Linked DNA regions of Homo sapiens: region 1 is linked to region 2. A link is a loop called in an ENCODE intact Hi-C map of the cell type or tissue named here. Cell type or tissue: heart right ventricle. All regions are shown on one strand. Links, peaks and the distances in the headings refer to the core of each region. The heading gives the core; the rest is flanking DNA. Region 1 has its middle 22 kb from the start of DGCR6L. Region 2 has its middle 17 kb from the start of CCDC188.

Region 1 (14,780 bases), core at 4,485-12,484, 130 kb after region 2:
CCCGGCTCTGACCGTGCCGCTGGGCGACCGCTGGCTGAGACCTGGGGCTGAAACACATCCCACATCAGCCAAGGAAACAGGCTCTGCATGAGGCCTGAAGCCCCTGAAGGGCTCTGGGACAGGAGGAGAGCCCAAGCCTTCAGCTGTGATGTGCACAGCACCGTCTGTCCTCCACCCAAGGGAACTCACCTTGGTGACCCTGCTGGAAGGCACAGGTTGCTGACATTCTGACCCCTGACATTCGGACCTCCAGCAGAGCCTGCAGTTTGAGACCTCTGGTTCAGGAGCTGGGACTGATGGGGCCCTTGGGGATTCCCGTGCTGCTGGAGGAAGATGGGGGCATGGGGGTGTCCACAGCAAAGAAGTGAGAAGTAGAGGCCGCCAGCCCCCCGCCCCGACCCTTCCCTGGCTAGAGTGGGGCAGGCTTGGGGGTGAGTCTGGGGTGCTGATTTCACCCTCCTGGGCCAAAGTCTCCCCGTGACTTTATGGACTGTCTCCCTGTGCTCCCTGAGACCCTGGTTCTCCCTCACCAGCCTGGGTCCTTCTTGTCTCAGCTCAGCTGTCACCTCCTCCGGGAAGCCCCCAAGCCCTTGAGTGGGTGCCCAGCAGGCATGGTCAGTGCTGAGGCTACAAGCCCTGCCGGCACCCGGCAGGGAACACAAGGCCAGGTCAGGCTCTGGGGACAGTAGACAAGCTTATCCCTGCACACTGGGGACTGCCCACCTGGGGGAGAGAGCTAGGTCAGGCTGGGGAGACGTCAGGGGATGGCCGGGCACCCCTCCCTGAGGAGAGCTCCACCTGAGCAAGAGTGTCACCAGGCCCACTCCAGACACATGCACTGCCTCAGACGGGCTGGAGAGAGGGTGTGGCCGGGCCATGGGATGAACCATTCTGGGCGGTTGTCCTGGCATCACCAGACATGTGGCTCTATTAAGCATCTCGACTCCACAGGAGCCCATGTGGCATGTCCTCTGACCTCCTGTTCACTTCTGAAAGGGGCGGCCCTCTGAGATTCTGCCTGGAACCTGTCAGCCCTCCTGACAAGGTCTCTGGTTCCCGGCCATCACAGGCACCCAGCCACCCTACAGAGAGGCTCTGGGAGGCTCAGCCTTGCCTGGGGCCCCAAGACTGATGCCAGCTGGGGCATCTCACAGGGAGCACCCCTACCTGTAAACCGCCCAGCTCAAGCCCTGCCTCGACCTCTCCAAGTCAGCAGCCGACCTTCCCCAGGGCCCCTCCCAGCCTGCAGGGGGTCTGAGGCTCTGAGGCTTTTCTGCAGCCTCTCAGTCCCCCACCCTGCTACCTGCTCAGGCAGAGAGATCATGGCTCTGGGTTATTGTGTGCTTAGTGGGTGCTGGAGCTCGTGCTAAACAACTTGGGTGCCCCCTGAATCTTGACAATAATCTGAGGGGGCATTATTATTACTATTCTCACTTCCCCGAGGAAGAAGTCCCAAACCCCGTCTGGCACAAAGCCAGCGCCCCGAGTCTCCCTCTGCAGTCCATGTGCTCCCACGTGGGGCATGCCTGGGACATCACAACATCTGGGGTCAATGCGGCTGCTGTTGTCACTGTGGCATTCAGCTTTCCCAAGGCTCACATCTGCTCCATCCAGCAAAGGGGTCTTGCACCCCAAGCCTGCCTCCCTCTTCACACACACAATCCCACTTCGTCAACCACAAAGATGCATGGGTTTACCCAGCCTCAACCCCATCGGCCCCTCCCCTTCCAGTTGCCGGAGGGCTCGGGCCCCTTCAGCTGGGCTCCCACATTCCTGACCCCTGGCCTGCAGGCCCTCAAGACTATGCCAGCCCGGGCTCACCTGGTGCCAGACACCTGCATCTCCCTGGGGTGGGGGTTGGGGGCAGTAGGCTCCGTGGACCTAGCACACGTATGATTCTTGGAAAATGTAAATGTCTCTGAGGACAGCGATCCCAGCTTCAAATATTGCTGTGGGCTCTCGGGCAAGTCCCTCCTCCTCTCTGAGCTTCAGTTTCCCCCGCATAAAATGGAGCAGTGATCGTAGCTCCTGCATGGGAAGGTTGTGAACACCATGCTTGTCAGCAGAATATACCCTAATTTTGCAAGGAAACAATATGGCAGGGGTGGGGGGGATCTAAATACCTTTCCTTATACACGCATTGAAAATGATTATATAAAGTGGTGAAGTGTGATTGCATTCACATAAACAGTGGCATGTTCTGGGATCTAGCAGACAATCTTAACTTCAGGAAATGCAATCATATTTTACTAGCTTTGAGAAAAGTGAATAAAATGTCATAGCTAAATAGAACTCAAGTAGGATCTGTGAACGGCAGCATGGAGTGGATAAGGGGATAACGTACCGATGAGGGAATTTATATACCCAGCAGCCCAGGTTTGGTGCAGGCTGATAACGGAAAGACAAACTCCAAATTAAATGAATGTGAATGAATTCCTTTGCCTGCGGACAGACCAAAAATATCGGTAAAAGTGGCTACAGGGCAAGCAGAAAAATGCAACAAATTAGAATGAACGCAGGGAACCATGTTTCTGGCAGAGAAACAAATATTTCAGAGTACAGGTAAGAGGCACATGGCAAAAAAAACAACAACCTGACTTTGCCAGAGCTCCAATGTCATGCTCACGGCTGAGGAGAAACAATTATCTCGCTGGGAATGAGTGCAAGTGAGAGAACGGAAGGAGTCCTGAGCACGGTTGACTGCATGTGCCCAGGGGCCCGGACAGGCAGCACAGCGGCCTCTCTACCCTCGAAGGTCTGTTTCTTGTCTGCTTCCTCCTTGAGAGTGGCAGGCCCTGGTAACTGGCCCAACCTCGGGGGCGCCCAGCAGCTGGGTCCCCACCACATGCCCAAGTCTGGCCCTCTCAGATCTGCCTGTCTCCTGAGCTGGAGAACGGAGCCCACCCCTCCATCCCCGACACTCATCTCCCATCCAGTTGATCTCCCTGAGGACCCCCCCACCGACAACTCCCACCTGGATCCCCTGGCCCTGGTGGGGCATCATTCTTTCAAAATAATCCATGACTGTGTTCAGTGGCTCACGCCTGAATCCCAGCACTTTGAAAGGCCAAGGTGGGAGGATTGCTTGAGCCCAGGAGTTTCAGATCAGCCTGGGGTAACACAGCCAGACCCTGTCTCCACAAAAAACTATTTTTTAAAAATTAGCTGGGTGCAGTCCAGCCTATAGTCCCAGCTACTTGGGAGGCTGAGGCAGGGGGATCACAAGCCCAGGAGTTCAAGGCTACAGTGAGCTGTGATCACATCACTGCACTCCAGCCTGGGCAACAGAGACCTTGTCTCTTAAAAAAAAAAAAAAAAAAAAAGCCATCAGCTGGCTCAGGGTAGCCACCTGCCAAGGGTCCCCAGCTGAGCGTAAGACCTGCTTCCTAGGATTTACAGAGCTCCTGTGAAACTCGGTTGTTTCATTGATTGTCACATGGAGCCAGTGACTTTCAGGCCAGCCTTGTTCCCACAGGTGGGCTCTCCCGTGGGCCTGGGCACCCAGCGCTAGGCCTGCCCTGCTATGGTCTGGATGTGAGCAGAGATCTCTGTGATCCCTGTACCCCTCGCTTCTCCCCCTGCCCTCTCTGCAGCCCTGCCCCTGGCAGCCCCTGCCCACCTTCGCCTCTGTGCAGGGCCACAGGCTTCCTTGAAGCAAATGCTAGAACTTTGAGCTCTTTGCTTTTTAAAAAAAGATAACAGCTTTATTGAGATATAATTCATTATACTATTCATTTATTACCTTTTGCATTATACCATGCAATTTTTTCCATTTCAATGGCACAATCGAATGGTTTTTTAGTCTATACACAAGGTTGAGCAGACATCAACACTCTGTAGCCCCAGAGTATTTCCAGACCCCAAAGAAACTCCGTGGGCCTTGGCAGCCCCTCCCACTCCCCCTGTCCTCCACCTCCAGGCCCTTACCAGTGCCACAGTCACCAGGCTACATTATGGGCTTGTCTTCGTGTGACTTCTGTCTCTATGGGTTTGCCTATTCTGAACTCTTCATATAAACTGAACCATAAAACTTGTGGCCGTCTGTGTCTGGCATCTTTCTTTCTTTTCTTAAAAAAATTTCACTTTTATTTTAGAGACAGGGTCTCCTTCCATTGCCCAGGCTGGAGTGCAGTGGCACGATCATAGCTCACTGCAGCCTCAACCTCCTGGGCTCAAGCAATCCCCTCACCTCAGCCTCCTGAGTAGCTGGGATAACAGACATAGACCACCATGCCTGGTTAATTTTGTATTTTTTTATAGAGATGAGGTCTTATTATGTTGCCCAGACTGGTCTAGAACTCTTGGGCTCAAGTGATCCTCCTGCCTTGGCCTCCCAAATTGCTGGGATTACAGGTGTGAGCCACCACACCTGGCTATTTTTATTTTTTAATTGACACATAATAATTGTACATATTCGTGGGGTACGTAGTGATGTTTCTATACATGCAATGTATGGTGATCAGATGAGGGTAATTAGCACACCTATCATCTCAAACATTTATCATTTCTTTGCATTACGAACACTCAATATTCTCTTTCTAGCTAGCTGAAAATACATAATTTTTGTTTTGGTTTGGATTTTGGTTTTTGTTTTTTGTTTTTGAGACAGGGCCTCACTCTGTTGCCCAGGCTGGAGTGCAGTAGCACCATCACGACTCACTGTAGCCTCTACCTCCCAAGGCTCAGGTGATCCTCCTGCCTCAGCAACCCGAGTAGCTGGGACTACAGGCATGTACCACCACACCTGGCTAACTTTTGTATGTTCTGTAGTGATGGGATTTGACCATGTTGCCTAGGCTGGTTGTGAACTGCTGGGCTCAAGCAATTCTACCCCTCTAGGCCTCCCAAAGTGCTGGGATTACAGGCGTGAGCCGTGACACCTGACCCATAATATGTTGTTGTTAACTAGAGTCATCCTACATTGGTGTAGAACACTAGAACTTATTCCTGCCATGTAGCTATAATTTTGTATCCTTCAACACATCTCTCCCTCCCTCTCCCTCCCTTCTTTCCACCCTTCCCAGCCTCTACTATCCTCTGTTCTACTTTTGACTTCTATGAGGCCAGCTTTTTTTAGCTTCCGCATATGAGCAAGAACATGCGGTGTTTAACTTTCTGTTCTGTCTCATTTCACTTAACATAAGTTTCTCCAGTTCCATGCATGTGACTGGCTTCTTCGATTTTGCATACTTTCAAAGTTCATCCATGTCATGGCATGCATTAGTACTTCATTCCTTTTTATAGCTTAATAGTATTCCACTGTATGGATGGATCACGTTTTGTTTGCACCGTTTTGCTGTTGTGAATAGTGCTACTGTGCACCAGGGTTGTATTCCTCTGTGTGCCACTGGGTTGAGGGTTGGGGGATGGTAGGTGCTCCCATAAAGGGGGAAATTGACTGATACTGGCTGAAATGGACCAGGCTCTTCATTAAGCTGGCCTCTGAATGTTGCAAAAGCATTCTGTTGGTTTCCAGGATCACTGCTTAAGACGGTTCCTTTCAGTACCACTGTTGTCCAGGGGAGGGATGGGTTCCCGGAGCTTCCTGATCTGCCACCTTCTCTGATGTCACCCTCAGACCCTCTGCTTTTGAGCCCCAGGCTACAGAGTAAAAGTCTGATGGTAGGATGTGAGGTGAGGGACCTTCCTTGACCCGGCACCCACATGAGGCAGGACTGAGAACACCCTGAGGACTGCCCGGGTGGCTGGGGTGCTGAAGCCAGGCTTGGCCCCTCCACAGGCCATGCATGACAAGGACCACCCTGTCTCTGAGCTTTGCCTTGGCCTTGCCGTGACATTTTCAGGTGTGTTTCAGCTTAGATTCTGCTCTGGGGTTTCCCGTGTAAGAACAGGGATGACGTCTAAGCCCTTGTCTGGCATTTGTCAGGAATATTGGGAGAGGCAATGTGGCAGTGTGAGAAACAAGCTCACCCATCCAAACCTGAAGAATGGACTCAGAGGCACGAGCAGTGAAAGTGAGACTTTTTTTTTTTTTTTTTTGAGACGGAGTCTCGCTCTGTCGCCCAGGCTGGAGTGCAGAGGCGCCATCTCGGCTCACTGCAAGCTCCGCCTCCCGGGTTCACGCCATTCTCCTGCCTCAGCCTCCCGAGTAGCTGGGACTACAGGTGCCCACCACCACACCTGGCTAATTTTTTGTATTTTTAGTAGAGACGGGGTTTCACCGTGTTAGCCAGGATGGTCTGGATCTCCTGACCTGGTGATCCGCCCGCCTCCGCCTCCCAAAGTGCTGGGATTACAGGCGTGAGCCACCATGCCCGGGAAAGTGAGACTTTTAATAGTGGTCTTGCGAGATTGGTGTCTGGTGGATAGGCGCACTCAGGGCAGTCACAGCAAGTAACTTATGCCCTAGCACACAAGTCCCTCCTCCTCATTGGTCGAGTACTATGGGGTTACAATCTTCCAGGACATTGCCTAAGTTTCATTATCCACCTTATAAGGTTATACCCCGTCGCCTTCCCCGCTTAAGTTTCAATTTTCCAATAACGAAACTTTCTTCCCTTTTATGGGCTGACCCTTTTTCTACATTCTGTCTGCTTATTGTGATCTTCTACGTGCATGAGCCGTGCGGTTTGTTACATTCTCAGGCTGGCTGCCAGTACTTAGATTTATCATGCCTTGAAAATGGGCCATTTAAAATGTTTTCTCATGGCGGTAAATCGGTGAGCTGACTGTCATACACTCAGTCATTTTGCCCAAAGTGTGTGTGATGTGGAGGGCTGACAGCCTTCTCCATTACCAGTGCAGTGAGAGGTGGCACAGCTGGTGGGACCCCCTCTCTCTCATGGATATGAGTGCGTTAGAGGGGAGGTCTTGGGCCAGGAGCAGATCAGATCAACAGGATTATCCAGAAAATGGCAGTCATGGCGAGTATTGGCTCCAGATGGGGAGGGTTAGGGTCAGGGTCGGCTCTTCTCACCTTCCTGAGCGAGTCACCAGCGTCGACAAGTTACTCCCAACATACAGGGCCTGGGTGGAGGCTGAGTGCTAGGAACCCAGGCTCCAATTCTGGTAACCAGGTGCAGATGCTCAGGAGAAGAATGCAGCCCAGACAAGCGTGGTGTGCCCTCCAGAGGAGAGGACGTGGCATCAAAGGGCTGTCTTCATGGAGAGCAGGAACAGAGACTTTGGGAAGCCAGGGGGCCTTGGCCTCAGCCCTGCTGGCAGAGGGTCCCCACCATGTAGCTGAAGTGCCAGGGTGCTTGTGAGGACTGGGTGTGGTCCAGGGTGACTCAGGGCAAGGCCTGGGGGATGCATCTCAAATCCACAGTCACCAGCCTAGAAACTGGGGTCACACTTCCCACATGGGTTCCCACATGTGGAAATTTCATTCACTAAATAACGACACATCAAGGCAGCAGTATGGATGGGGCACAGCTGTCAAAGTCACCAGCAACAAGTGCAAGAAGAGAAGAGGGAGTTGCAGCCACATAGGTGCCCAGGTGGGCCCTGGGGGTCAGAGAGGGCCTGCCAGGGGTAGCACCCACCATGCTGACCCTGATGAGGAGAGGAAGGAGGGTGTGGGATGCAGGGGAGGGAAAGGTGCCTGAGAGCAGCATGCAAACAGCCTGGGCTCAGGAAGAGCCGATGGCATGACAGGTGCTGGGGAGAAAGGCGTGATAGGTGTGGACAGGGGCCACAGGAGGAGGGATGGTCCTCAGGAAGGGGAGACTGGTGGCTATGGCCGGCTGCCGAGGCTAGCCTCTCTCCAGCAAAATGAGCCTGGATTCATCCACTCCTTTTGTCTCTCCCCTTTGCTCTGTGGTGCCGGCAGGAGGAAGAGGAGCAGAAAAACTGTTGCTCCATTCATCAGGAAGCCTCTCTCTCTCTCGAGTGGTGGTGATGGTGTCCCCCAGGGGCACCTGGCAATGTCTGGAGACATTTACGGCTGTCCCGACTGTGTATGTCTGTGTGTGTGTGTACTACAGGCCTCTGGTTCCTGGAGGCCAGGGATGCTGATACACAACCTGCAATGCACAGGGCAGCTCCCACAAGGAAATTATTCAGCCTCAAATTTCAACATTGCAGAACAGGTCAGGGAGTGCAAGGTACCTCCTGCTCTTTCCAGCAGGTGCAAGGTGCACAGGGAGAAGCAGGTGGGTGAGGTGGGAGGAGGCTGGAGCCAGACCCAGCGTCTGTGGGGTGCAGGAATATCGTGAGGTGACGAGGGGCCCAGCGGTGAGTGATGGGGAGGGGTGCACTACGGCAGGCCGCCAGGGGCGGTTCCACCAAGAAAGTGACATCTGGGAGGGGCATTGAGGCAAAGGGGCCGCGAGAGGGTAGGTGCTCTAGAGGTGGCCCACGGGCGGGCGGCACTGAGGCCGGGCCTGCAGGGGAGGCGGTGTGGCCAGCGGACTCTTGTTGGGTGGCAAGGGAAGGGAAGAACCACAGGGCTGCACAGGTTCCGAGGGGGCCTAGTGGTCCGCATTTGCCCTTGGGTGGGCGGTGGGACTGGGAGGACAGGAGAGGAGCGCGGGGCAAGCCCCTAAGAGGCCTGAGGGGTGGGAGGGAGAGGACGGCTTCCCATACGCCCATTTAGACCAGAGGAGAAGCGGACCCACTTTGAGGGCTGGATTCTCAGCCGATCCGGCCTCAGCTGTGGGTCCACGCGGCTCAAGGACCAGGGAGGAACCCAGGTGTGCGGCTGCGCTGATCGGCGGGCTCCGGACCCACCTGGCTGGCCTGGGGACCTGGGAAACCCGGTGTGGTGGGGAGACCGCAAGCCTGGTCAGGGGTCCCGCTCCCAATGGGGCGGGTCTCCTGTGAGGAAGGCGGAGCTCAGGGCGGGTAGCCCCGGGGACCGGGTCTCTCGCGGGGGTGTGGCCACGGCCCGGTGGGCGGGGCCTGCTGTGGACGCACAGAGGTCTGCAGCGCGCGGGGCGGAACCTCCCGAGGAGAGGGCGCGGCTGGGAGCGCGGGGCGGGGCCTTCCGAGGAGAGGGCGAGACTGGGAGTGTGAGGCAGGGCTTCCCACGGAATGGGGGCGCGGAGCCGGTCCTCCCGAGGAGCGGGCGCGGCTGGGAAGGCGGGTCGGGTCCTCTCGAGGAGCGGGCGCGGCTGGGAGCGCGGGGCGCGGCCTCAAGAGGAGAAGGGGCGGTGGGTCCTGGGGCGTGCCAGAACCCTTGAGGAAGAAGCGCTGGTGTTCTGGAGTATGACCACCGGAGCCGGCCGGGCCTCGGGTTGGGGCGGGGCCTCAGGGGTGGGGTTGGGACTTCGGGATGGGTTCTCCAGAGGTGAGAGCTGGGGTCGTAGGGTGGACCGGCGTCTGCTGAGGAAAGGGAGCTGCTTGGAGCGCGGGGCGAGGGACTCACGTGGAGAAGGCGTGGGCCCTACGGCGGGCGGGGCGGGGCCTCAAGAGGAGCGGGTGCAGATGCTAGGGAGGGGCGGGGCCCCTGGGATGGGGCGGTGTCTCCCGAGGAGTGGGCGCGGCTCGGAGCGTGGGACTTCTAAGGAGAGAGCGCGGCTAGGGGGCATGCGGGGCGGGGAGGGGCGGGGCGGGACCAATAGCGCATACTTAAGCGGCCCGGGCGGGTACCGGCGTCCCGCCATGGCTCTGCGGCGCGTCTTGCCCGCGCTGCGCCCCTACATTCCCCGCTTCGCGCCGCTGTCCACGGCGCCGGCCGCCAGCGAGCAGCCCGCCGCGGGCCCAGGGGCCGTGCCAGGACGTGGGTCGGCCAGGGCAGTGCGGCCGCTGGTGCCCGCCGTGGACTTCGGCAACGCGTAGGAGGCGTACTGCAGCTGGCGAACCTGGGAGCTGGCGCGCAGCCTGCTGGTGCTGCGCTTCTGCGCCTGGCCCGCGCTGCTGGCGCGCCACGAGCAGGTGCGCGGGGTGCAGCCGGGGCGCGGGGCTTCTGCCCGTCCCGGGAGCCTTTACGGAGTTTCCTGGCGTGAAACGGGTGCCTCCCAAGCATCTCCTGGAGCAAGGGAAGCCAGGAAGGGAGGCGTTTCCTGCAGTCCCTTTCTGATATCGCGAATTTTCCTACTTCTCGATGTCTACCAACTAAAAACAATGGTCGTTTTAATATTTACGATATATACCACTTGTGGGAATACAGAGTTATCACTTGGAATTTAAAATGGAGTATTCTTCATGTTGACACAAGAGAAGCCTGGTGTAGGGCTCATAGCCTGGAACCCCAGAGTTCAATCCCCGGGACCCAGCCGCTTCCCAGACACGGCCACTCTGAGAACACTGTTGGGGAAAAATGGGAAGCCCCTCAAACGCCCAGCTTTGAACTCACCCATGGTAACTTTAAAAAGTGTCAGGGCTTTTGGTGGCGGTGGTGGGGGGCAACAAGCAGAACACTGTTTTAGCCGCATCAGCCTAGGGGTACTAGAGATGACGGTTATCTCCAGGTGACCCTGGGAAGAGTTTGCAAGGTTCCGCTTTTTGGCGCCAGGGTATCTGGTGGTGTTGATTTCTCAGGTGAGACTGTACAGAGGTCGGGGGCTGCACCCCTGGCCTCAACAGGAGGCGGGGGAAGGCGGGGGACGGTGTGAGATGAGAAGCACCGAGCCACACTTGAGCTTAGGTGAGGCCTCGGCGGGTGCGAGGTGAGGGCAGGGATCCACGAACTCAGAGTCAGATGCTGTTGGCCCGAATCCCATGGGGAGCGCCAAGGTCAGCCTAGGACCCGTGGTGGCGGGAGTGCGGAGGATGGTGGAGGAAGAAGGAGCTGAACTGGACAGATGGAGGGCTCTGGGAGGGCACTGCTGTGCTTGTGCACACAAGGATGTCTTAAGGTCAAGTTTTGGCCATAGAGAGCCCCGGCCAAGGAGACAGGAGGGCGAGAAGGGACATCCCAGGTAGAGGAACTGGCAAGGTGAGGGACGGCGATGTGGAGGCTTTGGGGAGTGCCCACATCTAAGGGGCATCCCAAAAGAGGAGCCAGTGCTGGTGGTGCTGCAATAGGAGGAGGAGGCAGCAGGGCAGGAATGCCAGGGGAGGGAGTGGCCAGCCACAGGGCAAGGACGGGCATTCTAGGTGGCAGCTGAGTGGGACAGAGACTAGCCATGCAGAAGCCATGCCCACCTTGTGGCCAGGATGTAGTGGGGGCTAGGAAGGCACCAGGTCAGGTTTCTTTTTTCTTTTTTTTCTTTTTCTTTTCTTTTCTTTTCCTTCCTTCCTTTTCTTTTCTTTTTTTTTTTTTTTATGGAATTCGCTCTGTCACCAGGCTGGAGTGCAGTGGCGCGATCTCTGCTCACTGTGACCTCCACCTCCCTGGTTCAAGCGATTCACCTGCCTCAGTCTCCCGAGTGGCTGGGATTACAGGCACGCGCCACCACACCCAGCTAATTTTTGTATTTTCAGTAGAGACAGGGTTTCATCATGTTGGCCAGGATGGTCTCAATCTCCTGACCTCATGATCTGCTCACCTTGGCCTCCCAAAGTGCTGGGATTACAGGCATGAGCCACTGTGCCCAGGGAGCTGGTGCCGCATCTTCTGCCTGGGAATCCCTTCCTGACACAGCCTCTGGGGGCCAGAGATGGGGGGAGCAGGGCTCCAGGGGTAGAGAAGCCAGAGGTCACTAAGGCCCAGTGTCCTTCCGTGTTAGAAACACCCGACCCTGCACAGCCCCATGCTGGCCCCAGCAGCCCTCCGTCAGGGGCAGCGGGTCCCAGGCCTGTTTATGTTTTTGTTTGTTTGTTTCAAATGAGACTGGGTCTTGCTCTGTTGCCCATGCTGGAGTGCAGTGGTGTGATCATAGCTCACTGCAGCCTAGACCTCCTGAGCTCAAGCCATCCTCCCACCTCAGCCACTTGAGTAGCTGGGTCTACAGGTGCATGCCGCCACACATGGCCAAGTTTTTTTTTTTTTAATTTTTGTAAAGAGGAGGTCTCACAGTTGGGCGTGGTGGCTCATGCCTGTAATTCCAGCACTTTGGGAGGTGAGGCTGGTGGATTGTCTGAACTCAGGAGTTCAAGACCAGCCCGGGCAACAGGGTGAAATCCTGTCTCTAATAAAATACAAAACATTAGCCAGGCATGGCGGCAGGTGCCTGTAATCCCAGCCACTCGGGAGGCTGAGACAGAATTGCTTGAACCCGGGAGGCAGAGGTTGCAGTGAGCCGAGATCACTCCACTGCACTCCAGCCTGGGTGACAGAGTGAGACTCCGTCTCAAAAAAAAAAAAAAAAAAGAAAAAAGATGAGGTGTCACTATGTTACCCTGGTTGGCCTGGAACTCCTGGGCTCAAGTGATCCCCCCACCTTGGCCTCCCAAAGTGCTGGAATTACAGGCGCACACTACCACACCCAGCTAATTTTCATATTTTTTGTAGAGATGGTATTTCACCATGTTGCCCAGGCTGGTATCAAACTCGTGGCCTCAAGTGAACCTTCCACTTTGGCCTCCCAAAGTGCTGGGATGACAGGGCATACCACTGCATCTGGCCCTTCTGAGCAGTGCTTGGAAGCCACCTCCTGACGGGGGCTGGGGGTCAGAGTGGCCAGCTGAATGCTGGGCCATCAGGGTGAGGGGCGTTTTCTCCTCATCCATTGCCTGTTCTCCTGGGGCAGATGTAAGGGGAAGGCCCTGCACTGGGGTGGTGTTAAACAAGATGAGATGGTAAGATCTGCTTTCACTTTAAAGGAACATTTCTGGTTGTTGCTTGGAAAGAAGTGTCAGGGGCAAGAATGCTGCAGGAGGGCTGGCCTGGAGGGCAGGGTGGGACTGCAGGCTGGCTGCACGGGGGCAGGAGCCTGCGCTTGCGTCAGAGGTTCCTGAGAGACTTGGGCTCTGGGGCAGAGGCCTGAGCAAGGGGGCCTCGCTGGGGTGTCTCTGTCTTAGCCACACTCGGTGTTTCTGGGTCCTGTGACCCATGTGTGAGCAGCCTGTGGTGCTGGTGGCACAGGGGAGGAAACCGAGGCAGGGAGCCTGTGGGGGCTGCTCGGCAGGGGACAGGCAGCTCCTGTGCCCACTGCTGTCCCACACCTGCATGGAAACACAAACCCCACCACGGAGCCCCCTCTCATCTCTACAGGGCCTCCAGAGCGCCATGTGCAAGAACTTCATGGGCGGGGTGGGGTGGGGTCAGGAGCCTGCTGTGGGCTGGCCAGGCATGAACACCAAGCTGGAGGTGGCGGTGCTGCAGGTGGGGCAGCCTTCCCCTTCCCCACTCCTGTGGCTTGTGAGGGGGTGGGCACCGTGGGGGCGCACAGGGGGCATGGTGGGCAGTGGTCGGAGGTGGTTTTGGGAACTCACCCAGGGCACGTGGCTCACTCTGCAGCTGCTGGGGTTGGCCTGGTGGGGAGGAGGAGGTCGGAGGGACTCTGAACAGAGAGGGGAGATGCTGGCAGGAGGGCTGGAGACCCAGCCCTGCAGGGCGTGGGCGTGCATCAGCAGCGGGGTGGGAATAGACCTGTCTATGCAGTAGAAACAAACCAGACATGGATCCTGTTCTTACTAACGATGTAATAAAGCCAGAAACAGCACCAGAGGCCAATGGGTGGGGGGAAGAATAAAATGTGAGCGAATGGGGCTGATCCAGGCCTTCTCACTTCTCAAGGAAAGTGTCGCAAAGATGGGCATCGCATCCAGGGCTGAGATTGAGGACTGGTTCACGGCAGAGACCCTGGGAGTGTCTGGGTGAGAGCAGCCCCCAGGCTGAGAGGACACGAGCATCAGCCATGGTTCCAGCCAAGCCCCAGTGACGTCTCCCAGTCCTGGCTGCCCTGCCTGAGAGGGTGGGCCTTGGGATGACAGTGCTGAAGGAACTGCTTTTCACACAGCAGGACTTGATGGCCTCAGGAGTCCCTGAGGCTGGGGCTGGGCTGGGCAGGGGAGACACAGGGCCAGCACAGACCCCATAGAGGGCTCTTTATAGAATTATCTGGGTCCAGAGCAAAGGTGGCACTCTCAGCCCTCCCTGGAGTCCACGCCGGCAGGTGAAGGATCAGAGCCCCATGCCCCATCCTTGGGGCCAGGGGCTGGGACCCAGGTCACCAGGAGCCTCCAGTTGAAGTGGGGAGGTGACTGGGGTGGTGCAGTAGTGAGCCATCCCCTCACACACTGCCAGCCTTGCCCACTGTGTCCTCCCTGGCCGCCCGGAGCTGTGTCCGCCTCCTGCCTGGCTGCCTGTGCTCGGCCCCTCCACAAGCCCAAAACAGCCCTAGGGTACTCAGTGTTTTCAGAGCCGCCTAGATGCAGGACTGTTTGTGTTTTGGTTTTAAATTTTTTTAATTAATTTATTTTTTATAGAGACCAGGTCTCACCATGTTGCCCAGGCTGGTTTCAAACCCCTGGGCTCAAGTGACCTGCCCGCCGCAGCCTCCCAAAGTGCTGGGATTACAGGTTTGAGCTACTGCACGCCACTGGTTTTAAATTTTTAAACAGAAAACAATATTTACATTTCCTCTGTCTTTTTTTTTTTTTTTTTTTTTGAGACGGAGTCTCGCTCTGTCACCCAGGCTGGAGTACAGTGGCGCGATCTCTGCTCACTGCAAGCTCCGCCTCCTGGGTTCATGCCATTCTCCTGCCTCAGCCTTCTCGTCTTTTAAAACTGAACACTGAGGTGGGTTTTGTGGTGGTTGGTGAACGGACAGGTTTGGGCCTGGATCCCCCACCCGACCCTAGCACCCACAGGTGGGGTCGCCAACTCTGCTGATGTGCCTCCTCCCTCAGCACTGTGGACCTGCTGGACTGGAGCAGCCTCATCGACAGCAGGACCAAGCTGTCCAAGCACCTGGTAGTCCCCAATGGACAGGTAACACCTCCGCTCCTCAGTGAGGCCCAGCTCAGCAGGGCGCTGCGCTAAGAAGGGA
Region 2 (14,780 bases), core at 3,685-11,684:
GGGTAACCTCCAGGTCTCCTAATCTCAGCAGACTCTGGGGGGCTGGTTCTAGGAGATGCGCCCTCACCCAGTGCAGGGCCAGGGAAGGGGGAGGCAGGAGCCCCCAGGGGATGAACGAGCTCTAGCTGGGCTGCACCAGGGAGGAGGCTGGAAGGAGGCCCCAGGCTGAGGGTAGGACCCGGCTAGTGCTTGCCCAGGGACCCACAGGCCCCTTGCTGAGCAGACTCCAGCGAGGGGCCTGGCCCATCTTGTTGCAAAGGGCTAGAGTCCTGGGCTGAGCTGGGCAGTTGACCTTGGATCTGACTCTGTCTCCCCTGAAAGCTGTTCCACCCCAATGCAGGCTCCTGCAGCCTAGCACAGCGCCCAGCCAGGATGGGCAGGAGGAAGCCCTTCTTCCGACGGGCTGTCACCGCGCCCTGCCTGAGGGGCCTCAAGCCCCAGGGCTCTTGTCTCAGAACTGGGCCGTGGAGATTCAGGAACTATGGGAGTTTGGGGGATCTTGGTGGCTGAGGGCTGTGCTCATGGAGGACTCCTTGAGTTCAGAAGATGAGGCCCACCTTCTGCATAGCCAATAGGTCATTGTCACAGGGACACTGACCACCAGCACCAACCTCCATCCCCCGGCACCTGCCTTTATCACCCATTTCCCAGGTGAGGACAGGGGCTCAAAGAGGGGCAGGGTTCCTCTGAGGTAACACAGCAGGTGAGCAACAGAGCCAGTGAGGGCCTGGGGGTGTCCTGCCACGGGCTGAGGTGTGCCCACATGCAGGAATCCAGGGGTCCGTGGGCCAGGACACTGCCAAGAGTTGGGGGCTGGGGGAGGGAAGGGGGCATTGCCAATGCTGCAGCCCCTGCCCTGGGGGGTAGGAGGGAGATGCCCCTCCGGGGGCCCAAGGGCAGGGTGGGCCCATGCTGTTCCCTCCCACCTGCCACGGGTGAACCTGACAGGAGTGGGGATGGAGCCTGGCATCCCGAGGGAACCTCCTGGAGTAATCACTCCACATGCTCGCGGTAAATACTGGGCCCTTCTTCCCCTCCCAGTAATTGAACTTATTTACTTTTAACTAAGATTAAATGTTCTCTGCGAGCTCAAGATACTGACTGCCCTGTCAGGCTCAGTCCACGCTCTGCTCTTCCTGCCTCTGGGGACCAACCCCAGGCAGGGAGGGACCAGGCAGCCCTGGAGAAGCACAGAAATTGTTTTTCCAGGAAACTCTGGGTGGATAATCCACTTACATCATCACCACTGTCACCATGAGCATGGCCATAACCACCATCATGGTCAGCTCCACCAGCATCACCACCACCACCACCACCATCACCATCACTGCCACCACCACCGCCACCATGACTACCACCACCATCACCACCACCACCACCATCACTACCACCACCACCATCACTACCACCACCACCACCACGATCACTACCACCACCACCACCATCACCATCACTACCACCACCACCACCATCACCATCACCACCACCATCACTACCACCACCACCACCACCACCATCACCATCACTACCACCACCATCACTACCACCACCACCACCACCACCACCATCACTACAACCACTACCACCACCACCACCATCACTACGACCACCACCATAACCATCACTACCACCATCACCACCACCACCATCACCATCACCACCACCATCACCATCACTACCACCACCACCACCACCACCATCACTACCACCACCACCATCACTACCACCATCACCATCACTACCACCACCACCACCACCACCATCACTACCACCACCACCACCACCATCATCACCACCACCACCACCACCACCACCATCACTACCACCACCACCACCATCACTACCACTACCACCACCATCACTGCCACCACCACCACCACCACCATCACTACCACCACCACCACCATCACTGCCACCACCACCACCACCACCATCACTACCACCACCACCATCACCACCACCACCACCATCACTACCACCACCACCACCACCATCACTACCACCACCACCACCACCATCACTACCACCACCACCATCACCACCACCACCACCATCACTACCACCACCACCACCACCACCATCACTACCACCACCACCACCACCATCACTACCACCACCACCACCATCACTACCACCACCACCACCACCACCATCACTACCACCACCACCACCATCACCATCACTACCACCATCACCACCACCACCACCATCACCACCACCACCATCACCATCACTACCACCACCACCATCACCACCACCACCACCATCACTACCACCACCACCACCACCACCACCATCACTACCACCACCACCACCACCATCACTACCACCACCACCACCATCACTACCACCACCACCACCACCATCACTACCACCACCACCACCATCACCATCACTACCACCATCACCACCACCACCACCATCACCACCACCACCATCACCATCACTACCACCACCACCACCACCATCACTACCACCATCACCACCATCACCACCACCATCACTACAACCACCATCACTACCACCATCACCACTACCACCATCACTACCACCACCACCACCACCATCACCATCACTTCCACCACCACCACCACCACCATCACTACCACCACCACCACCACCATCACCATCACTTCCACCACCACCACCACCACCATCACTACCACCACCACCACCACCATCACCATCACTTCCACCACCACCACCACCACCATCACTACCACCACTACCACCAGGACCACCATCACTACCACCACCACCACCACCATCACTACCACCATCACCACCACCACCACCACCATCACTACCACCACCACCACCACCATCACTACCACCACCACCATCACCATCACCACCACCACCACCACCACCATCACTACCACCACCACCACCATCACCATCACCACCACCACCACCATCACTACCACCACCACCACCACCATCACTACCACCACCACCATCACCATCACTTCCACCACCACCACTGCCATCACTACCACCACCACCACCATCACCATCACTACCACCACCCCACCACTACCACCATCACCACCACCACCACCATCACTACCACCACCACCACCACCATCACTACCACCACCACCATCACCATCACTTCCACCACCACCACTGCCATCACTACCACCACCACCACCATCACCATCACTACCACCACCACCACCACCATCACCATCACTACCACCACCACCACCACCACCATCACTACCACCACCACCACCATCACTACCACCACCACCATCACTACCACCATCACCACCATCACTATCCCCACCATCACTACCACTGCCACCACCACCACCATCACTACCACCACCACCACCATCACTACCACCACTACCACCACCACCACCATCACCACCACCACCACCATCACTACCACCACCACCACCAGCACCACCACCATCACTACCACCATCACCACCACAACCACCATCACCACCACCATCATCAGAACCACCACCATCACCATCACTACCACCACCACCACCATCACCACCACCACCATCACCATCACTATCACCACCACCATCACCATCGTTACCATCACCATCACCATCACCACCACCACCACCATCACCATCACTATCACCACCACCATCACCATCGTTACCATCACCATCACCATCACCATCACCATCACCATCACCACACCTCCATCACTATGGTCGCTGTGACTGAGCCCATCCTCACTACTGTCATCAGCACTGTCACAGCACCATGCTGACAAGCCCACAGTGGGTTTGAGGGCTGCCATTGCTTGGGACTAGTTCCTCAGGCACAGGAGGCTCCACGCTGGTCTGATTGCATTGGAGGGGATGCCTGACAAAGGTCTTTATGGGGTGTGCATTGTGGAGTGGGGAGGGGGAGGCTCAGGGAGGTCTCGAGGACTTCATGCCGTGGGCATTCTCCCCGGCCCCCTTCTGTCTCAGCAGCTCCCCACGCTTCTTGACTGAGCTGGAGCAGAGGAAGCAGGCAGGGGTGGGAGGAGGGGCAGGGGCAGGAGAAGGGGCAGGGGCAGCCACAACCACCTCCACTTAGGTTGGAGCACAGCCTCCTGGCCTCCCTAAAGTGAAGGGCCACCCAGAGGAGGCACCTAACCATTCTCCCCTCCGGACTCCACCCAGTGCTTGGATAGCCAGCGGGGCAGCTTGGGGTCGGGGCTGGGCACTCAGCCAAAGGGGCTGGAGAGCATGCCGTGTGCAGAGCCTGCTCCCATGAGGTGGTGAGAGCCTGCTGCACTGGTCTCCTGCCCCGAGCCTTGGCTTGCTCATCTATGAACGGGTGACGTGGTGCCTGCTGCACAGCAGGCCACAAGAGCAGAGCGACAGGACACAGTGAGGGGCGGTAAGGTGCTGCCTGGTAAGAGAGCTGTGGGCTGGCCTCAAGGGGTAGCCTGTGTCCTCTTGCTGAGAATAGTGGGAAGCGAGCTGCGAGCTTGGGCCCACAGTGGTGGTCTTAGGCTGCCGTGGTCACATAACGCCACCTCCCAGTGCCTGCGGCACCACCCCTGGGCTCCGCAGCCCCAGCCAGCCGTCCATGTGGCCCATCCTGTCCTCTCCAGGCCTGTCTGTGTGCACCCAGTGGAGGGTCTCCTGTCTCCTGTGGCTCCCTGAGGCTGCTGGTCACAGAGCTGATGAGGACACTAGAGACCGCTGCGGGGCTGGGCGGGGGCCCTGTGGGAGCGCAGCAGCCTGGGATCTGCAGCTGGGGCTGACCTAGCACAGCAGGCCACTGATGCCACCTCTCAAGTGGCAGGGGCTTCACAGCCTCCCACTGCAATCCCGGCAGGCCTCGGTGCCAGGGCGGCCCCATCCTGGGGGCCACTGAGGACCTGCATCGGCCACAGGGCTCGTGAGCATGGGCACCCCAGGGCTCAGTGGGGGCAGCTAGAGGGAGGGTTCAGTCACCTAGGCCTGCCCAGAGCCCTGCTCAGGGCCCAGGATGAACTGATGGGGGCAACCTGCAGGCGGTGCCAGCGAGAGTGGGCGCTCCCCACAACAGGGGAGCCACAGCCAGCCTCACCGAGAGCAGGGAGGGAATGTGTGGAGATGCAGGAAACCTCTGCCACGTCCAGGAAATATTATTAACAATTAAAAATTTTAAATCTTGGTAACATTCCCGATGGCCAGATAATTAATATAAGAGCAGATAATAATTACTCAATGATTAATAACTGCACTGAATAGTTTTCAAAGTAATTGTGATAAAGAGAATGTTAAATGAAAACCCATCAAAGTTGCTGATGCCCTGCACAGCGAGGGCACCTTAGTGCTGGGGGTGGCCATGTCGACTGGGCTGAGACTGGCCCCCCGGGCCCACTGTGTCCTGGTGGCACGTATGGAGTGTGAGGACCACCTCCCCAACACACACGGGGTGAGGACCCTGCACGCACATGCAAAGGCAGGGGTCTCTCTTAGTATTGGGGCAGGTGGGCAGAACCTGTCTCTCTTCCTGCCTCACTGGGATTGTGGATGACCATGGGGTTGGCTCAGGAGTCTGCCCTGTGCCTGCAGATGTTCTGGATATCTGGGCTAGTGTTGGGGGGTATTATCTGACCCATGGACCAGTCTCTGGTTCTTCTATTGCCCCAGCCACTCCAGGCCTTTGGTGAACCCCCTCTACCATTCAACTTGACCTGCCATGTTCCTGAGATCTAGCCCAGGGCTACTCCATCCACCAATTCTCACTAAAGTGTGAGTGGTTGCTTGGCACTACCCTAATCTTTGCCGCCTCATGTGTTTATTGGTGTGAAGCCTTCAGCTGCAGGGGGATGAAGAAGGTGATTCCAGGCAGAGCAGGCCTGCTCCCTCCACCCTTAGGCTACTGACTCTGCAGTCCTGGACAGTGGCTGGGAGCTACCAGGAGCCCAGGTTGGGGCAGGACCTGGGGACCTACTGCCCCTCACATAAGCCAGTTTCTCCAATCCTGGTTCCTTGCCCTGTCTGCCATGCCTCCCAGCTGACACCACCGTGCGGCTCCCTCACCTCATCCTCTGAACAGGACCATCCTGAGTTGTCACAGCTTCCAGACCCCCCGAAGCCACCTGGTCCCCTATCAGGCTGAGGCTGTCCAGACATGGCCTGCCACGAGGCCCTGAGTGGATATGCTGGCCTGGACACCAAGGATGAGGGACCCTGGCACTTCGCATCTCAGGGATGCCGGGTGCTCACCCGCAAAGACCCAGAGGAGAGAAGGGGAGAAAAAGTCTGAAGGGCTCGTGACCACCCTGGGGTCCTGATGGGGCCAGGCACGGTGGCCATACTTGTAACCCTAGCAGTTTGGGAGGCTGAGATGGGAGGACTGCTGAAAGCCTGCCTGTGCAACAGGCATAGAAGGCCCTGTCTGTATGAAAAATAATTAGCTGGGTGTGGCAGCAAGTGCCTGTAATCCCAGCTACTCAGGAGGTGAGCCCAGGAATTGGAGGCTGCAGTAAAAGTCATGATTGTGCCACTGCACTCCAGTCTAGGTGACAGAGTGAGAGCCAGTCTCAAAATAAAAAAATAAAAAATAAAAAAAAAGAAGGACTCCTGGATCACCCTGGGGCCGCGCAGGGATGGGTGGGCTCTGGAGGCCACAACTCTATTCTAACCACAGTGGTAATGATGGCTTCGGGCAGGACCACTGATGGCACAGAAATCACCGGGTGAAAGGCTGATGCAGATGGGCCTGTGGCTGAGCTCAGCTTCCCCACAAGATCCTGCTTCCAGAAAGAAGAAGGCGTCCTCCTGGTGGAGAGCCCTCGGAGCTCAGCCCATGAAGGAGGGACATGTGGTGCCCCTGCTGCGGCTGCCGCTCCCCAAGTCACCAGGAAATGCAGACCACTGTCTGCGGCCACTGCATTGCTTCCCTTGTTCAGAGGTCGTCATCCCACAGTGATGGCAAAGATGGCAGTGACCACGGGGCAGGGGAGAGCCCAGTAGGCGATGGGCCAGACAGGTGCGGGCCCGGGCAGGGCAGATGGGGCGCTTAAACTGCTCTTGCTGCTTCTTTGAGAGTTAAATGTTTCAAGGCACAAGACTTTAAAAAGGAGGCACCTGGAGACATGAAGGCCAAGGGTGACAGCCTCGTGGGGAGGGCCGTTGGGGGCCTTCCCGATGCTCGGCACAGATGGGCACTGTGGGCTATGGGCCGGGCAGGTGTGGTCCTGGCCTCAGGTTCCTGTCTCCCACTTCTGGGAGCTCTGCCTCCCTTGTGGCCTCTGTTTCAAGGTCATTTCTGGATGGGCAAACTGAGGCCCCAGTGGCTGGGGTTGTCCAAGGTCCTGAAGGCCAGTGTTGGAGCCTCCGGGCACTTGGCCCCTGCGGCCCCCACGCCGCTACCCCCAGCCCAGGCCCTCAGGTCCAGAACCTCTTGCCCTCCAGCCTGGGGCCACTGTTCTGAGAGTGTGCCCCGAACGACACTCCCTCATTAGCCGAGTCCCAGCTCTGTGTTCTGGGGTTGGAGCTCTGGGGCTGTTGTCCTCTGGGCCTGGCTGCTCACTGAGGCTCCTCCAGGGGCCCTGCCACCCACCTTGTGTGCCTGCAGATGTCCTTCCCATGCGAGCACCAGTGCCACAGCCCTGACCCCCCGCCCTGCCTACCCCATCATGGCTCGCCACCAGCCCAGCTGAGCTGCTACCCCGAGCCCACCACTTCCCTAAGCCCCAGCTTGCTCCTGGCACCTGGCATCAGCCTGGGAGGGGCTGATGATCTTGGGGGAGGATCCTGCGACAACTGCCGGGCCTGGGACAGTGATGGAAGTCCAGGCCTCCAGGGAGGCTAGGAGGCTGGTCCCAGTCCCTGCTCAGCCATTAGGGCTGCCCCTCCCCATGTTGGCCTCAGTTTCCCTGTGCGTAGCATGGGTTTGCGGTAAAGGTGATGCACTGCCATGGCAAGGTTTGTTATTGAGGGTCCTTGGAGCGGGGCCACTGCAGCAGGAAGTCCCCGTGGGGCCCCCTGCGTGGGGTTGGCCTGGCTCAGGAGATGGTCCCGGCTGCTATTTCATGTATCGTGAGGACACCGAATCCTACCCCAAGGCCATGAGGGCAGAAGGCCAAGGCTGTGAGCCTTCCCTACTTGGAGACATTTGCCCTGGGGAGCGGCTGTTCCCAGACCCTACATGCCTCCCCCACGAGTGATCTGCGGACTGGGGAGGGCACTGCCTACATCTGCCCCAAAGGCAGTGGCAGAGGCTTTGTGGGATGAGGGTGGTTTGTGCTCTCAGAGGCACTGGGCTCAGCCAGCGGCTGAGGTAGAGCTGGGGCCCTCCGGGGCAAAACATCAAAAGTCTCTGAGCTCCTGTCCAGGGCTTGGATGAGTTGGGATTGGTGCTGCCCCAGCACCCAGGATTCCCCAATGCACCTGCCACCTGGCAGTCCCTCCCCAGGGCTCAGCACCCACCATGAGTCCTCAAGGATTTGGGTGATTCAGTGGCCTGCCTCGCTGGGCCTCCCCCTTAATAATGCATTCTTGCTAATAACCTTCTTTCCTGTGTGTCATTAAACACATCCTCCTGCTGGTGGGTAGTGGAGCAGCCGGTGGTGGCTGGGGAGGCCCGGGCCCCCAGGAGAGAGGGAACCCTGGGAGGCTGGGGGGTAGGAGGGGACAGGGCTGGTGCACCACCTGAGAATAGGTACAGGGGCTCCAGCTCTGGGCAGCATCATGAGACGCTTGTGGGGTCGGGGGCGGCAGGGCAGAAAACAGCCTACAGGGGCCAGGCTGGGGGCTGCCCTCCTCGTCCTGTGGTCACTGGGCTATGGGAATGGGAATGAGGGCAGGGCAGTGCTAGTGGCCCACAGCCCTGGGGGGCAGCAGCCCAGGGATGGTTACAGGACAAGGTTTGCGTAAAACCAGGCTTGGAGGCCGGTGTGGGGTGATCCCTCTTGGAGGTGAAGGAAGGGAGCAGTGTGGCAACGTCCTGGAAATCATGGTCAGAGGGCCCAGCTGGGGCGTGTGGCCTGGAAAAGGCACTGCCCCCACCCCCACCAGCCAGGGTCTTTCCCTTGCCCCTGCCCCCTCCTCAGGGCCCCGCCCTGTCAGCCCTGCCTGTGGGTTTCAGCCCCATGGGCAGAGCATCAGACTTAGCCCGGGTGGAGGACATGGTCGGTCCTGCGGGCAGGTCGGGGGAGTCCCAGGCCAGGGCCCAAGGCCACCCGGGGGCAGCCCTGCCCACGCCTCATCTGGTGGACCAGGGAGAAGTCCTCCATCAGGCATGGTTACAAAACTTCTCAGACTTAATTAAAGTCAATCTCCAGTTACTCAAATGCCATTGATTTGGATCTCGACTGATGGGGAAAATATGATCATCATCATGGGAAACATCGATAGGAAGGCGCTGAGTACCTGGGCACAGGGCCGATCTGGAGCCAACACAGTCACGGAGCCCCTGCTCTGGGCCCGACCACGGGGCCCTCATGCAGAACCCTTGTCCAGGCCCTTCCGGAAGGGTCTGCCACTTGCTGCCTGGGTGTCCCTGAATTCTCACCCCCTGGCTGAACCCAGGGGCCTCACAGAACCGGGATCCTGCAGGGCTGATGGGAGGCTCAAGGGTGCGTGTCTTGGGGCCGGCAGCAGCCAGCGCTCTGTGGAGACCGTCTACCCTCGTCACGTGGCTGGGGTCCTCTTGATGTTGCACCGGGGACCCTGGGCTGGCAGGACTAAGTCTAACTGGGGATCCAGGGCTCCTGCCTATCAGCCCCCAGTGAGTGAGTGCAAGAGGGAAGGCCCTTTGGCCAGTGCTGCACCTTTTACTTGCGTGGGCTTTGAGGCTTGGACCCAGCCCGAGGCCCATTGGGCAGCAGATGTCAGCACCTCTGTAGAGGGCAGCTGAGGCCAGACTTCTCCATCCAGCCTCAGCAGAGAAGCAAGGGCGGAGAGCAGGTAGAACATCAAGGCGGAAGGAGGTGATGCTGTTCGGGGGCTGGGGAGAAGTGCCTTCAACCAGAGCACCTGAGGTTCTCTTCTGGCCTTGCAGCCTGGAGCCTGGTCTGGGGCTAGGAGGTGTCGCAGCTGTGAGGCCCCAAGTGCAGGCCCAGGCAGAGGAGACCTGGAGGCAGCTAATGTGGGGGAGAGTTGACTGGGGATCGTAATCTAGTTTTCTGTTTTTCCTTGGAAAAAGAAAGACAAAGTCCCCAACTCACCTGCCCTTAAAATAAAAAGTCACAGGCTGGGTGCATTGCCTCATGCCTGGAATCCCAACACTTTGGGAGGCTGAGGCAAGTGGATTGCTTGAGCCCAGGAGTCGAAGACCAGCCTGGGAAACATAGAGAGGGAAACCCCCTCCCTACAAAAAAATAGAAAAATTAGCCAGGCATGGTGTCGCATGCCTGTAGTCCCAGCTACCTGGGGGCCTGAAGTGGGAGGATCCTTTGAGCTCTGGAGGTGGAGGCTTCAGCGAGCTGGGATTGCACCATTGCACTCTAGCCCGGGTGACAGAGTGAGACCCTGTCTCAAAAAACAAAACAAAACAAAAAAAACCACCAAAAACCAAAGTCACATAAAATGTCTTCATAAATACAATAGAGGCAAACCTCATGTGATTTGTGTTCATGGACTTGGAGGGGCCAAAGGCCCAACAGAAGTGAGAGGAGGAGGGAGGGGAGGGGTGCAAGGGCCAAGGGTAGAGGCCGGGAGGGGCCAGCATGGTGGCCTGAGTCCACTGCAGGTGGCACTGCTGGCTTTGGTGTCCTCATTTCATCTCCTGTGACCTCTGCCCTTGGCATGTCCCCAGGTACCTCCTGTGGGCTCCTGGCTGGGGTGGGGTAGGAGGAGGAAGCTGAGGGTGGCCAGGGTCTGTGTCCATCGAGGGGTGTCCAAATTCTAGTGGAGGGAGGGCTGGAGGGGAGTGGGGAGGGGCCTTTGGCCAAAGCCAGGTGCTGGGGTGTGACGGATCTCCACGGTTGCTGGGACCTTGTGGCCATTCCTGGGACATGGCTTTCACCTTAACAAGGGCCCTGGGTGTTCCAGGGGTCCCCATCCCCTGCCCCTGGGGGCTCAGCACACAAAGCCCAGCCTGGGGCCTGGGCCATGGTAGCCAGGGAGGTCAGGGTGTGAGGCCTTGGTGGCCTCCAGGTGGGCGGTGAGCCAGGGGGTGTGGACATGTGGACAGTGCCGGGCCTGGGTCATGCACTTCGTCAACCCTTCACGCCTAGACCACAGCCTCTCTGAGCAGGGCCCAGCTTGCGTTGTGCTGAGTCTTTTGTTACTTTAATTAATGCCCAGCTTCCTGACGCTTAATTAAACTGGAATTGCTCCATGTCCAATAGCCAAGCATCCCATTAGATACAAGTTAATGCAACTGTCGCAGTGGCCATGAAATGAGGCTGGTGCGTCCCCCAGGGAGGGATGCAGAATGCATCTTGGAGGACAGCATGGCCTGACCGGGCAGCTGCACACAGGGCCAAACTGAGCCCGTACTGGACAGCCAGCCCTCAGCCCACCCAGTACTTCCACAAGACCCTTCCCAGGCCCCTCGAGGAGGACTCCCCATGGGGGCCCTGGCCTCCAGCTCCTCTGCACGCCCGAGGGCAGCCTGCTTGCTTCCTGCTGAGGTTTGCTGTTCCAGCTCCATGAGAAACTCATGCTAGTGTATCAACATTTGGAAAATGCAGAAAAATTAGAGAAAGGAAAGTAGGGACTCCCCACCCCAGAAAGGTGCCATCCTCCCATGGGCCTGCGTTTTGGGCTCCGTAGGGGCTACAAGGTGCTCTCTGGGGCCTGCAGTGGGGGCCGGGGCAGGAGCTCTGGGAAGGCGTGGGGGCAGAGGCCACATTGTGAGGAGCCATTGGTTCTTCAGGAGCCGGAAGTTCTAGGATGGGGGGCAGGGCTGGGAGCCAGCGGGGGTGAGGCAGGCTGGGGATGCTGGGGTGATACCTTGCACCCACCAATCTCCAGTGCCAGCCTCTCACCCTGATGGCCCCGTGTCCAAGGCAGCCTCACGGTGCCCTCTGCCAGTGGCCAAAGGCATTGTGCCTGGTTGGTCCATCACCCCAGAGTCTTTTAAAATTAAATTAAATTAAATTAAATTATAATTAATTTTAGAGATAGGGTCTCGATCTGTCACCTAGGCTGAAGAGCAGTGGCACCATCACAGTTCACTGCAGGCTTGAACGCCCACGCTCAAGTGATCTTCCCACCTCAGCCTCCCAAGTAACTGGGACTGCAGGTGTGCACCACCACTCCCGGCTAATATTTAAACACTTATTTATTTATTTATTTATTTATTTGTTTTTAGATGGGGTCTTGCTCTGTCACCCAGACTGGAGTGCAATTGTGTCATCACAGCTCACTGCAACCTTGAACTCTTGGGCTCAAGTGATCCTCCAGCATCAACCTCCCAAGTAGCTGGGACTATAGGTGCAGGCCACCACACCTGGCTAGTTTTTAAAGTTTTTTGTAGCGAGGGGCTTTCACTATGTTGCCTAGACTGGTCTCGAATTCCTGGCCTCAAGCGATCCTCCCACCTTGGCTTCTCAAAGTGCTGGGATCACAGGCCTGGGCCACCACACCCGGCCAGCCCAGACTCTTGGTTCAATCCCCTAGAGGGCTTGAGTGGGGCAAGGAGGTGGCAAAGTGGGCAGCAAGGGGGCCGCCCTGGACAGGTCTCCCTGTCCCCCTACCCGAGGGTACTGAGCGGCCTCTGCATTGGGCTCCCAGGCTGGGCTGGGTGGGTCTGAGGCAGGAGCAGCCTCCCCCTGGAGGCCAGCTCAGGTGGCAGAGGCCCGGTCTGCCCCGGGTCTGCGGAGCCGAGGGCAGGTCTCTGGTGCGTAGGTTGCTGGGCCTGGCTCTCTCTCAAGCTTGTTTGCTGTTTGGGTCCTCCTCTTTGGGGCCAGGGCCACACGCACCTCTGCGACATTAGCTTGGTGCCTGTGAGGGGCTGGGTATCTCAGGAGATCGCAGCAGGTCCTAGCACTACCCTGTTGCATTCTTCAAGGACTCCCCGCAGCCCAGTGTCTGTGGAGTGGGGCGTGAGGTGCTGCCTCCCATGTTGCTGCTTAGAAGGACGCAGCCCTGGAAACCCTCACTGTGGAGTCTCTGAGCCCCTCATCCGCAGAGCAGCAGTTGCTGCTGTTTGCACAGACAGCAAATCCGGGGCATGTTTGTTTAGTAAGATTACCTCTGCTGGGGCCTGGCCCAAGGGACAGGCCAGGCACAGAGGGGTGGGGGCTCTGTGCATACTGAACACCCCCCCGAGAGTGGCTCTGTCTACAGCCGGACCACTCTGGAAGTGACGGCACTGCGGGCCTGGAGGGCTGGGGCAGTCCAATTGGGCACCATGCCCTCACAAACAACACACACACCAGCGGTGGGGTTGCGAGGGGGCGCTGAGGGAGGATCCTGGCTGCCCTGCTTAAGCCCTGCAGCCTGTGGGGCTGTGTCCACCCGGGTCGCATGTTGCTTCTACCTGCACGGTGGCCCCACCACACAAGGTGCCGTCCTGCCCTCCAGTCAACTTCCTGGGGCTCTGAGCAGCCTGTGGTGGCACCTCACCTGGGCAGAGGGTGGGAGGAGCAGCGCCCTTCCTTCTGTGCAGGGAGTCTGATCAGGGTTCTGTCTCACTGTGGGACAGTGGGGGCCGGGGAAGAGCGGCAGGTACCAAGTGCAGACAGCAGATGTAGATGCATGCGGGGGTCCGGGCTGGGGCCAAGAACACAGCCCTGGAGTCAGGGACACCGGCTTCATGTCCTCACTCTGCCATTCAAGAGCTGGGGGACCTCGGGCAGGTGGTGTAGGAACAGGGAGGAGTCTGCCTGCAGCACGCAGAGGAGGGCTGTGCTGGTCAGGGGGTGTTTTGGGGAGAGGACCTCAAAGGGAGGTTGACTTTGGGAAAGGGGTCAGAGTACAGAAAAAGTGGGTCCAAATCCTGCTTCAGCACTGAGACCCTGCCTCGGCAGGGGTCTCCAAGCTTGGCTCCACCCCCTGAGGGGCCAGTTACTGCATACCTCGCCCACCCAGGAGCTGGGGGCCCTGGTCCTGTTTCCCAGGGAGCTGTTGGCACTTGTGGGCTCCTGGCTGGGGTCCAGGTGGGCTCTGCTCCTCTGCCCTGCCCAGCGCTTTGTACTGAGCCCATCCTGCAGAGACTCAACGGGGCCAAACGCACATTCCTTGACCTTCTGTGAGTCTGTCAGTCTTCATCCCTCCCTGGACCTAGGAAGGCCTGGACAGCTTTGACCATTGGTGTTGGGTGGACATGGCGCTGCGCTGCACCCCAGGCCCTCAGAGCCCAGCTGTTCTGCTTTCTGCTTTTGGTCCTGAGCTGCCTTGAAGGAATCTGACCAGCAGGGAGAGCCCACGGAGCGGGAGGGCCTGTGGGGCTCAGCCCTGCAGCCGGTCTGCCGAGGCCAGGCCTGGGGGCACAGCTGGGGCTGAGTACACTGAATGCCCCCTCGATGCCATGCACAGCAGAAGAGCTGCCCACACCGCCCTGCTGGGCCCTGCCCGGGCTCCAGACCCACAGACCAAGCACACAAGAGACTGGGCTGCTTTGTCATGCAGCAGCAGGTAGCCGGACACATGTTTCCCCATTCCCCTGCCATCCTCTGAAATCCTGTGGGGAGAAAGCATGTGAGGTCCAGTGGGGGTTGGGGTGAGGGTCTGACTGGGGGCTTTCTAACCCACGTCTGAGTCCCATCCGGCGCCAGTGCCACAGTGGCGGGTGACTGGTGCTGCTCACACTGGCAAGCTCCTACCTAGACTTTGGAGCCCAACTCCACAAGGCCCCTGAACTACCCCTGTAGGCACCGCAGCCCCCTTGCCTTCCTCTGCTACGACATCAACCACTCT

What was found. A loop is a pair of places that touch in the nucleus more often than their neighbours do. Peaks named below come from ENCODE experiments on the same cell type or tissue, not always from the same donor. Only the 100,000 strongest peaks of a DNase experiment are listed, where the experiment ranks them.
Region 1: it touches region 2 in a loop (4-fold over the local background); 101 of 110 quality-filtered maps call a loop at or near these places.

Annotation. Positions count from the first base shown.
Region 1 is chr22:20,290,196-20,304,975 of GRCh38, forward strand. It overlaps the pseudogene PRODHLP. Among named protein-coding and RNA genes, the nearest start is that of DGCR6L, 22 kb to the right of the region's middle. RefSeq lists enhancers at 2,329-2,830, 7,812-8,313 and silencers at 8,767-9,036, 9,077-9,256, 9,277-9,416, 9,487-9,796. In heart right ventricle, for the core only: no CTCF peak of the experiment used is centred there; DNase peaks (open chromatin) are centred at 8,866, 9,426 and 9,784; H3K4me3 peaks cover 1,658 bases; H3K27me3 peaks cover 1,910 bases.
Region 2 is chr22:20,160,808-20,175,587 of GRCh38, forward strand. No RefSeq gene overlaps it. Among named protein-coding and RNA genes, the nearest start is that of CCDC188, 17 kb to the left of the region's middle. In heart right ventricle, for the core only: no CTCF peak of the experiment used is centred there; no DNase peak of the experiment used is centred there.